Regions from separate parts of the Homo sapiens genome. Here region 1 is linked to region 2. A link is an interaction called in ENCODE POLR2A ChIA-PET data of the cell type or tissue named here. Cell type or tissue: CD4-positive, alpha-beta T cell. All regions are shown on one strand.

The links. Peaks named below come from ENCODE experiments on the same cell type or tissue, not always from the same donor. Only the 100,000 strongest peaks of a DNase experiment are listed, where the experiment ranks them.
Region 1: POLR2A ChIA-PET joins it to region 2 with 6 read pairs; 6 of 35 experiments call an interaction of 5 or more read pairs at or near these places.

What each region holds. Positions count from the first base shown.
Region 1 is chr14:65,018,182-65,022,181 of GRCh38, reverse strand. All of the region lies in intron 6 of CHURC1-FNTB (CHURC1-FNTB readthrough), which reads right to left. The region is part of intron 4 of FNTB (farnesyltransferase, CAAX box, subunit beta); the gene reads right to left. It also overlaps a transcript of MAX not described here. Among named protein-coding and RNA genes, the nearest start is that of MIR4706, 25 kb to the left of the region's middle. RefSeq lists a silencer at 2,112-2,161. In CD4-positive, alpha-beta T cell, no CTCF peak of the experiment used is centred here; a DNase peak (open chromatin) is centred at 2,021.
Region 2 is chr14:64,957,212-64,961,211 of GRCh38, reverse strand. All of the region lies in intron 3 of CHURC1-FNTB (CHURC1-FNTB readthrough), which reads right to left. All of the region lies in intron 1 of RAB15 (RAB15, member RAS oncogene family), which reads left to right. Among named protein-coding and RNA genes, the nearest start is that of RAB15, 13 kb to the left of the region's middle. RefSeq lists an enhancer at 583-1,101. In CD4-positive, alpha-beta T cell, no CTCF peak of the experiment used is centred here; no DNase peak of the experiment used is centred here.

The sequences.
Region 1 (4,000 bases), 61 kb before region 2:
GCTTGTTCTCGTACTAACTAAAACAGCTTCAGCTTGATATAGTGAAGAGGAAATCTCCTTCCCTAGGTAGAATATGACAATGGACAGGTGAAGACGGGCAGCATCTCTTGTTGATTCCGGGTGGCCTCTGCTGCTCACAGAGTCAGACGTGTTATTTGACTCTTCATCAAGCACCGGCAAGTCTCTGGATGGCTGCTGTTCTGGAAGAATGGTCAGGTCGAAAGTTGGCTACTATAGGCCGGGCGCAGTGGCTCACGCCTATAATCCTAGCACTTTGGGAGGCCGACGTGGGCGGATCACTTAAGGCCAGGAGTTTGAGACCAGCCTGGCCAACATGGTGAAACCCCATCTCTACTAAAAATACAAAAATTAGCCAGGCATAGTGGCATGCGCCCGTAGTCCCAGCTGCTTGGGAGGCTGAAGCACGAGAATCGCTTGAACCCGGAAGGTGGAAGTTGCAGTGAGCTGAGATTGCACCAGTGCCCTCCAGCCTGGGGGACACAGCAAGACTGCCTCAAAGGAAAAAAAAGTTGGCTACTTTAGAGCAGAGTTTCTCAACTGTTGACACTGGGGCTCAGTAATTCTTTGGTGCAGGGACCGTCCTGTAGAGGATATTTAGCAGCACCTCTGACCTGCACCCACCAGGTGCCAACAGCACCTGGCCAGGAAAAATGCCCAGGAGACAAAGGCCTAGATATGGTGTCCTCACTGAAAGGTAAGGAAACATACAAACTAGACTTAAAAATTAAAAGGAAAAATATTTAAGGGGCTATTCCGGGGATAAGCTACTAACAACCTTTTGAAAGGGAAAGGATAAAACACTGAAATAGCAAAATTTGAATTTATCTTTGGAAAAATCTTACAAGCTGAAATGTCCTAAAATGGTTTTTAAGTTAAAGGCAATTTTTAAATCTTACAGAAGCTAAAAACATAACTTTAACAGTGCGATGGTCTCCCTGTGAATTTTATTTTGCTCTGTTTCACTGAAGCTGCTTTCAGTAACAAAGAATGGGATTCTCATTAGAGGATGCTTCCTTCAGTGCCAAAACCATTAAGCAAAGCAAATGTACTTAGTCTAGTTCCAAAATATTAATTCATTTTAGATAAACACATATAAATGTGTGCATATAACCTCTTAAAAGAGGGAAGCTAGGCCGGGTGCGGTGGCTCACATCTGTAATCCCAACACTTTGGGAAGCCAAGACAGGTGTATCACCTGAGGTCAGGAGTTCAAGACCAGCCTGGCCAACATGTTGAAAGCCTGTCTTTACAAAATACAAAAATTAGCTGGGCGTGGTGGCACACCCCTGTAATCCTAGCTACTTGGGAAGCTGAGGCAGGAGAATCACTTGAACCCGGGAGGTGGAGGTTGCAGTGAGCTGAGATCATGCCACTGCACTACAGCCTGGCAACAAGAGCAAAACTCCGTCTCAAAAAAAAAAAAAAAAGGCCGGGCGCGGTGGCTCATGCCTGTAATCCCAGCACTTTGGGAGGCTGAGGCAGGTGGATCACCTGAGGTCAGGAGTTCGAGACCAACTTGGCCAACATGGTAAAACCCAATCTCTACTAAAAATACAAAAATTAGCCGGGTGTGGTGGCTCCCGCCTGTATGCCTGTAGTCCCAGCTACTCGGGAGGCCGAGGCAGGAGAATTGCTTGAACCCAGGAGGTGGAGGTTGCAGTGAGCCAAGATCGTGCCACTGCACTCCAGTCTGGGCAACAGAGCGAGACTCTCAAAAAAAAAAGAGGCAAGCTGAAGTCCTACCTATGGACTGGGCATGGTGGCTCACGCCTATAATCCCAGTGTTTTGGGAGGCTAAGGCAGGAGGATCAATTGAGCCCAGGAGATTGAGACCAGCCCAGGCAACACAGCAAGGCACTGTCTCTACCAAAAATAAAGAAAACATTCCAGGCTATGAATACATTATTCTTGAAACCTCTGATACCAGCAGTAACAACCTCGCCTTGCTGGCTTTGGTCAGCGGTCATAGCAGCTGACAAAAGTATTTTGTCCACTAGAGGGAACCCAGCTTATCATATTGTTCCCTAAACAAATAGAAGCACAGCAGTGAACAAAATAGGAAAGAGAAACCTTTGTGTAAGTGTAGGGGGCGTGTGTGTTACATGCAGGGGAAAAGAAGGCAGGAAAATAATAAAACTGCAGAGCTAGACTTTTTGACTCTAGGTCACCTTAATATATTTGTATGAAGAAAGAAAACTGAACGCATTTCAAAGCATTTCATTTCCCTGTGCAAGATAAATAAAAAGGCAATATTCTATTTCAGCTAGTCTAAAAAAAATCTTCTATTTATATAGAAGTCCTTAAGATTTATCTGTATCTTACTAAAAATAATCTATTTCCTTATGGGTCAGAGCCAGTAGGCTTTGTTCATAACAAGTGTTTTCTGCACCTAGAAGTAACCACCTCCTAGGCACAAAGCAAAATACATTATTGGGAAGTCTAAGAAATGTTTAAAAGTTCACTAAATCAATGCGTAGAAGAACCACAGGTAAAGCTTTTAAGGCATCTGTGAAGCAGAAACTCTCATTAACTGTCAAGTGGTTTTTGAAATAAGGACAAATCAGCTTATTTTTAAACCATTCCTTTTTTAATTACAAAATAATAAAAGATCATTGTAGAAACTTCAGAAAATGCAAGTAAGCTTAAAAAAAATGTTTTGTTTGTTTGTTTTTTGAGACAACAGTCTCCTTCTGTTACCCAGGCTGGAGTGCAGTGGTGTGATCTCGGCTCACTGCAACCTCTGCCTCCCGGATTCAAGCAATTCTCCTGCTTCAGTCTCCCGAGTAGCTGGGATTACAGGTGCCAGCCACCACATCTGGCTATTTTTTGTATTTTTAGTAGAGACAGGGTTTCACCATGTTGGCCAGACTGGTCTCGAACTCCTGACCTCAAGTAATCCGCCTGTCTCAGCCTCTCAAAGTCCTGGGATTACAGCCATGAGCCACTACATCCAGCCAGAAAGTTCTTCTTTTTCTTTTTCTTTTTTTGAGATGGAGTTTCACTCTTGTTGCCCAGGCTGGAGTGCAGTGGTGCAATCTTGGCTCACCGCAACCTCCGCCTCCCGGGTTCAAGCGAGTCTCCTGCCTCAGCCTCCTGAGTAGGAGCCGGGAGTGCAGTAACAGAAGGAGACTCTTGTCTCAAAAAACAAACAAACAGCCTCCTGAGTAGGATTACAGGCATGCGCCACCACGCTTGGCTAATTTTGTATTTTTAGTAGAGACGGGGTTTCTCCATGTTGGCCAGGCTGGTCTCAAACTCCCGACCTCAGGTGATCCACCCACTTCGTTCTCCCAAAGTGCTGGGATTACAGGTGTGAGCCACCGCGCCTGGCCTTTTTTTTTTTTTTTTTTTAAGACAGAGTCTCACTCTGTCCTCCAGGCTGGAGTAGAGTGGCATGATCTTGGCTCGTCGCAACGTCCACCTCCCAGATTCAAGCAATTCTCCTGCCTTAGTCTCCCGAGTAGCTGGGATTACAGGCATACACCACCAAGCCAGGCTAATTTTTATATTTTTAGTAGAGACAAGATTTCCCCATGTTGGCCAGGCTGGTCTCGAACTCTTGATCTCAGGTGATCTGCCGACCTTGGCCTCCCCAAGCCCTGGGATTACAGGTGTGAGACACCGTGCCCAGCCCAGAAAGTTTATAAAATCACTTTTAACCCCATCGTCCAGAAATAACTACTACATGTATCTTTCTGGTTCTATCTATGCATATCATCATCTATATTTTTAATGTATGTAAATTAAATCTTTTAAACTATTTTCATTTCACATCTCTCTATATAAATACATATATTTTAACATACAAATATACACATTCATATATTTATTGAGACAGGGTCTTGCTCTGTTGCCCAGGCTGGAATGCAGTGGTGCCATCATGGCTCACTGCAGCCTCAAACCCCTGAACTCCTGTCTCGGCCTCCTGAGCAGCTAGAACTAGAAGTGTGCACCACCACGCCCAGCTATTTTTATTTTT
Region 2 (4,000 bases):
ACTCCTGGGACCTGTGCTTGGTAACTGGAGCTGGCCTGGCCCTGGGGATTGGGTGTCTGCCTTGGGTTTCAGGTGTATTAGGTTGTTCCTCGTTGTGGAGTCTCATTACTAATGAAAAGTTCAGGTCGCACTGCTGGTCCTTTGGGCTGTGGTTGATCCTGGTGATAACATTTGGCACCCAGAGGCAGCCCTGTTTCCACTGAAGCATGCGGAGCTTGGCTGGCAGGCAGGCAAGCTGGCAGCTGCCCTTAACCCATGAGGTGCTGGCCCGCTAGTAGGCACACCCTACCTGTGCCAGAATTGAGGTTGTAGCCAGACTCCAGGAGCCATCTGGGCCCCACAGGGGGCGGCATTTCCTCTTTTTGTTGAAACATTCCAGCCAAGTGCTGGCTTGGGCTTCATCTCTCTGTCCCACTCTCCTTCCTCTCCCCAACATAAGCCTCCTTCTACATCCTAGAGCTCTTTCCATTCCCCCTCCTGCAGCTCTGGGCTCGCTAATCTCATGCTTCCCTAAGGGAGCTTGACGGCTGCTTCTGCTAACATTTAATAAAGTTCTGCGTGCCAGACCCTGTGTTATGGGTTTTACACCTTATCTCACAATCTTAAAAAAAAAATTCTCTGAGAATCCTCTGTCACCCCCACTTTACAGGTGAGGAAACTGAGGCAAAGATAGGCTAACTGGCTTCCCCAACACCATGCAGGTAATTAGTGATAAAGGCAGGGTTGGAACCAAACTTGACCTCCCAATTGTGCTCTTAATGGCCAGGACACTCTGTGTCTTGAGCCACACTTCCTCCATGTTTTCTAGGGCTTTCTAGGGAGGCAGACAGTGATGGGAAGGGGTGTTCTTTAGTGTGGATGTGCCCTGCCTGCTCCTTTCTGTAAGCGTCACAGCACCTCCACTGCTGTACTGGGGAGGCACCAAGTTTTTCCCTGTTTGCCCACCCAAGGCGAGCTAGCTTAGGAGTCACGTGAGTGCTGGGTGTCTCGCCTGCTGCATCCCTCTATCCTGCCCCTGCCCCCGGTGCCCAGAGGAGGGCCCTGCCTGTCTTCCCAGTTCTCCAACAGCAGCGCTGTCCCAGCACCCTCGGGCTCCAGTTGTGGCCTGGCAGCTGCTGGGGCAGACACCATACAGACAGAGTCACAGCAGGAAGAGGATGGGGCCCAGGGCTGCTGCCTCAGGCCATGGCTGCATGGCACCATCAGTTGATTGAGGAGCTTTTCTTGCCAATGTCTGAGGCATCAGGTGGCAGGACACGTCTCCCTGCTCTTAAGCCTCAGGCATGCAGCCCTTCTTATGCTCTCTGGGGTGAGGGGGAGATCCCCCTCATGGAATTGCTTTTTTTTTTTTTTTTTTTTTTTTGAGACAGGGTCCTGCTCTGTCACTCAGGCTGGAGTGCAGCCTCAACCTCCCAGACTCAAGTGATCCTCCTGCCTCAGCCTCCCGAGTAGCTGGGACCACAGGTGGACACCATCACACCTGGGTTTTTTTGTTTTTTGTTTTTTGTTTTCTAGAGATGGGGTCTCACTTTCTTGCTCAGTCTGGTCTCGAACTCCTGGGCGCAAGCAGTCCTCCCACCTCGTCTTCCCAAAGTGTTTGGATTACAGGTGTGAGCCACTGTGCTTGGCCTTTTTATTTATTTAGAATTTGTTTTGGAATTGCTTCTTTATGCCTGGCACTATGCTGGCACTATGTGGCAGAGATTTTAAAAACGAGCAAACAAAACAAATGCTTTGTCAACCACAAAATGTATTCTCTGCCCCTTAGGTTCTTTTTGTGTAGTTGAGGCTAGAAGACAAAAATAGGGGGCAGTAAGGAGCAGGGAGCGATGGTTTAGGAGGTCTTCCTTCCAGCCCCCTTGTTGAAGCATCTGGCTCACTAGCTTGGGGGAGCCATTAGGCAGCAGTGGCCAATCCTGAGGCACTCTCAGGTGTCACTAAGAAAAGGGGCATGTGCTCTATGGATACCCATGGGCTGAACTTGGAGTCTGGTCTGGACCCATGGCTGTGCTAGGATCCACCGTCCCCAGCCCCAACTGCAGTCAGCATGTTCATCATCCTTAGGCCTCTCCGCTTCTTTCTGCATGTTTGTCTGCCTCATGCCCTGCTCATTACCAACTGGTCAGTCCCCACTGCCCTGCCTGGAGTGAGCTGGTTTGATTGGCTTAGCTAAGCTCCCTTGCCTCTGCTGGCCAGGTCACCCTGTGGGTCACCAGCAAACCTGTTGATGGTCCAGTCTGAACCTGCTTCTCCACAAAGAACATGTTGCACCCAGCCCTGCTTCTCTGAGCAGAGGTTTGGGGCTGAGCTGTTCTAGCCAGAAAGGGACACAGGGTGTGGCAGGCACCATGATGGGCATATCTAATGTGCCGGGAAAAACAATGAGCTGCTCTCCGTGCTTTGGGCACCTGGTTGGGAGAGGGCCCATCTGTCTGACTTTCTCCTCCTGGGGCTCTCAGCGTCTCCGAGAACCTCTGCCAGAGCTGTGTAGAAGTGGTTTGCTTGTTTCTTAACACTTCTGTGCCCTATTTCTTTCTGTACCCAAGAAAGGAAGTAGACTGTTTTGTAGGGACACTGTCGGGGTGATGAATCTGGACTTACTGGAATCATGAACCATGCCAAGGAGGAAGGAGAAAATAGGCTATGGTGGGTGTCTTAGTTAGGGCTGGCTGCTGTAACAAAATGCCTTTAGCTGAGTAATTTAAAGCAAGAGAAATGTATTGCTCAGAGTTTGGGAGGCTGGGAAGTCCAAGATCAGGGTGCCAGCAGATTCAGTGTCTGGTGAAGGCTGATGCTCTGTGACAAAGGTGGCACCTTCTAGCTCCATCCTCACATGGCAGAAGAGGGAACAAGCTCCCTCAGACCTCTTTTCTAAGGGCGTTAGTCCCATGCATGAGGGCTCTAACATCACGACTGAGTCACCTCCCAAAGCCCTCACCTCCCACCAGCACTGCACTGGGGATTAAGTTTCAATATGGGAATTTTGGAGGAACACAGACCTTCAGACCACAGCAGCGGGCTTCTCCTCATGTGCCCCCTGCCTCACTTCTAGATGCCGCATAATGTCAGTGAAACCCCGTCTCTACTAAAAATACAAAAAATTAGCTGGGTGTGGTGGCACGTGCCTGTAATCCCAGCTACTTGGGAGGCTGAGGCAGGAGAATCGCTTGAACCCAGGAGGCAGAGGTTGCAGTGACCTGAGATCGTGCCACTGCACTCCAGCCTGGGCGACAGAGGAAGACTCCGTCAAGAAAAAAGAGAAAAGGCATCAGGTATGCCAGGGTGTGCGGGAAAAGGCATCGGGTATGCCAGGGCGTGTGGGAAAAGGCATCGGGTATGCCAGGGTGTGTGGGAAAAGGCATCGGGTATGCCAGGGCATGTGGGAAAAGGTGGTAAGATTCCTCAGCCTCCCAGGGTTGGGAAGCCTCTGGCCGAGTGAAGCATACCCTGGGTGGGTTTTAAGACACCAGCTTTCCAGTCCAGCTCAGCTGTGGGATGTGGGAACATGAGTCAGTGGGAACATGAGAATTGGCTTCCCTGTGGCTCACAATAATACCTACTCCTGCCTACTTCATGGGACCCGCATAAGAGCTGAGGGATTCCATAGCTCAGGGGTATGCTGTAAAGACAAGCACTATGCACCTGGGTGTGGTTCTGAAACTTTCTTGTGCAGAAGAGTGAGTAGGGCTGGGCGAGTCCTGAGAATGTGCATTTCTCACACACCTCTGATGCTGCTGATGCTCTAGTCCCTTGGCTGGCAAGGGTACCTGGTTAGTAGGGGCCAGGACTCTGTAATGCCTTCCACTTCAGGGTTCTCTGGGCTGGTTTTCCTGACTCCCCAGGAAGCCTTTATTCAGCAGAGGGAAGGTAGGAGTGAGAGGACTACGCTGTCAGTGCTTCACATACATCGTTTAATTTATCCCAGCACAGCCCTTAGGAGGGAAGCAGTATTCTCCTTCTACACTTAAGAAAATCGGCCTGGTGCGGAGGCTCATGCCTA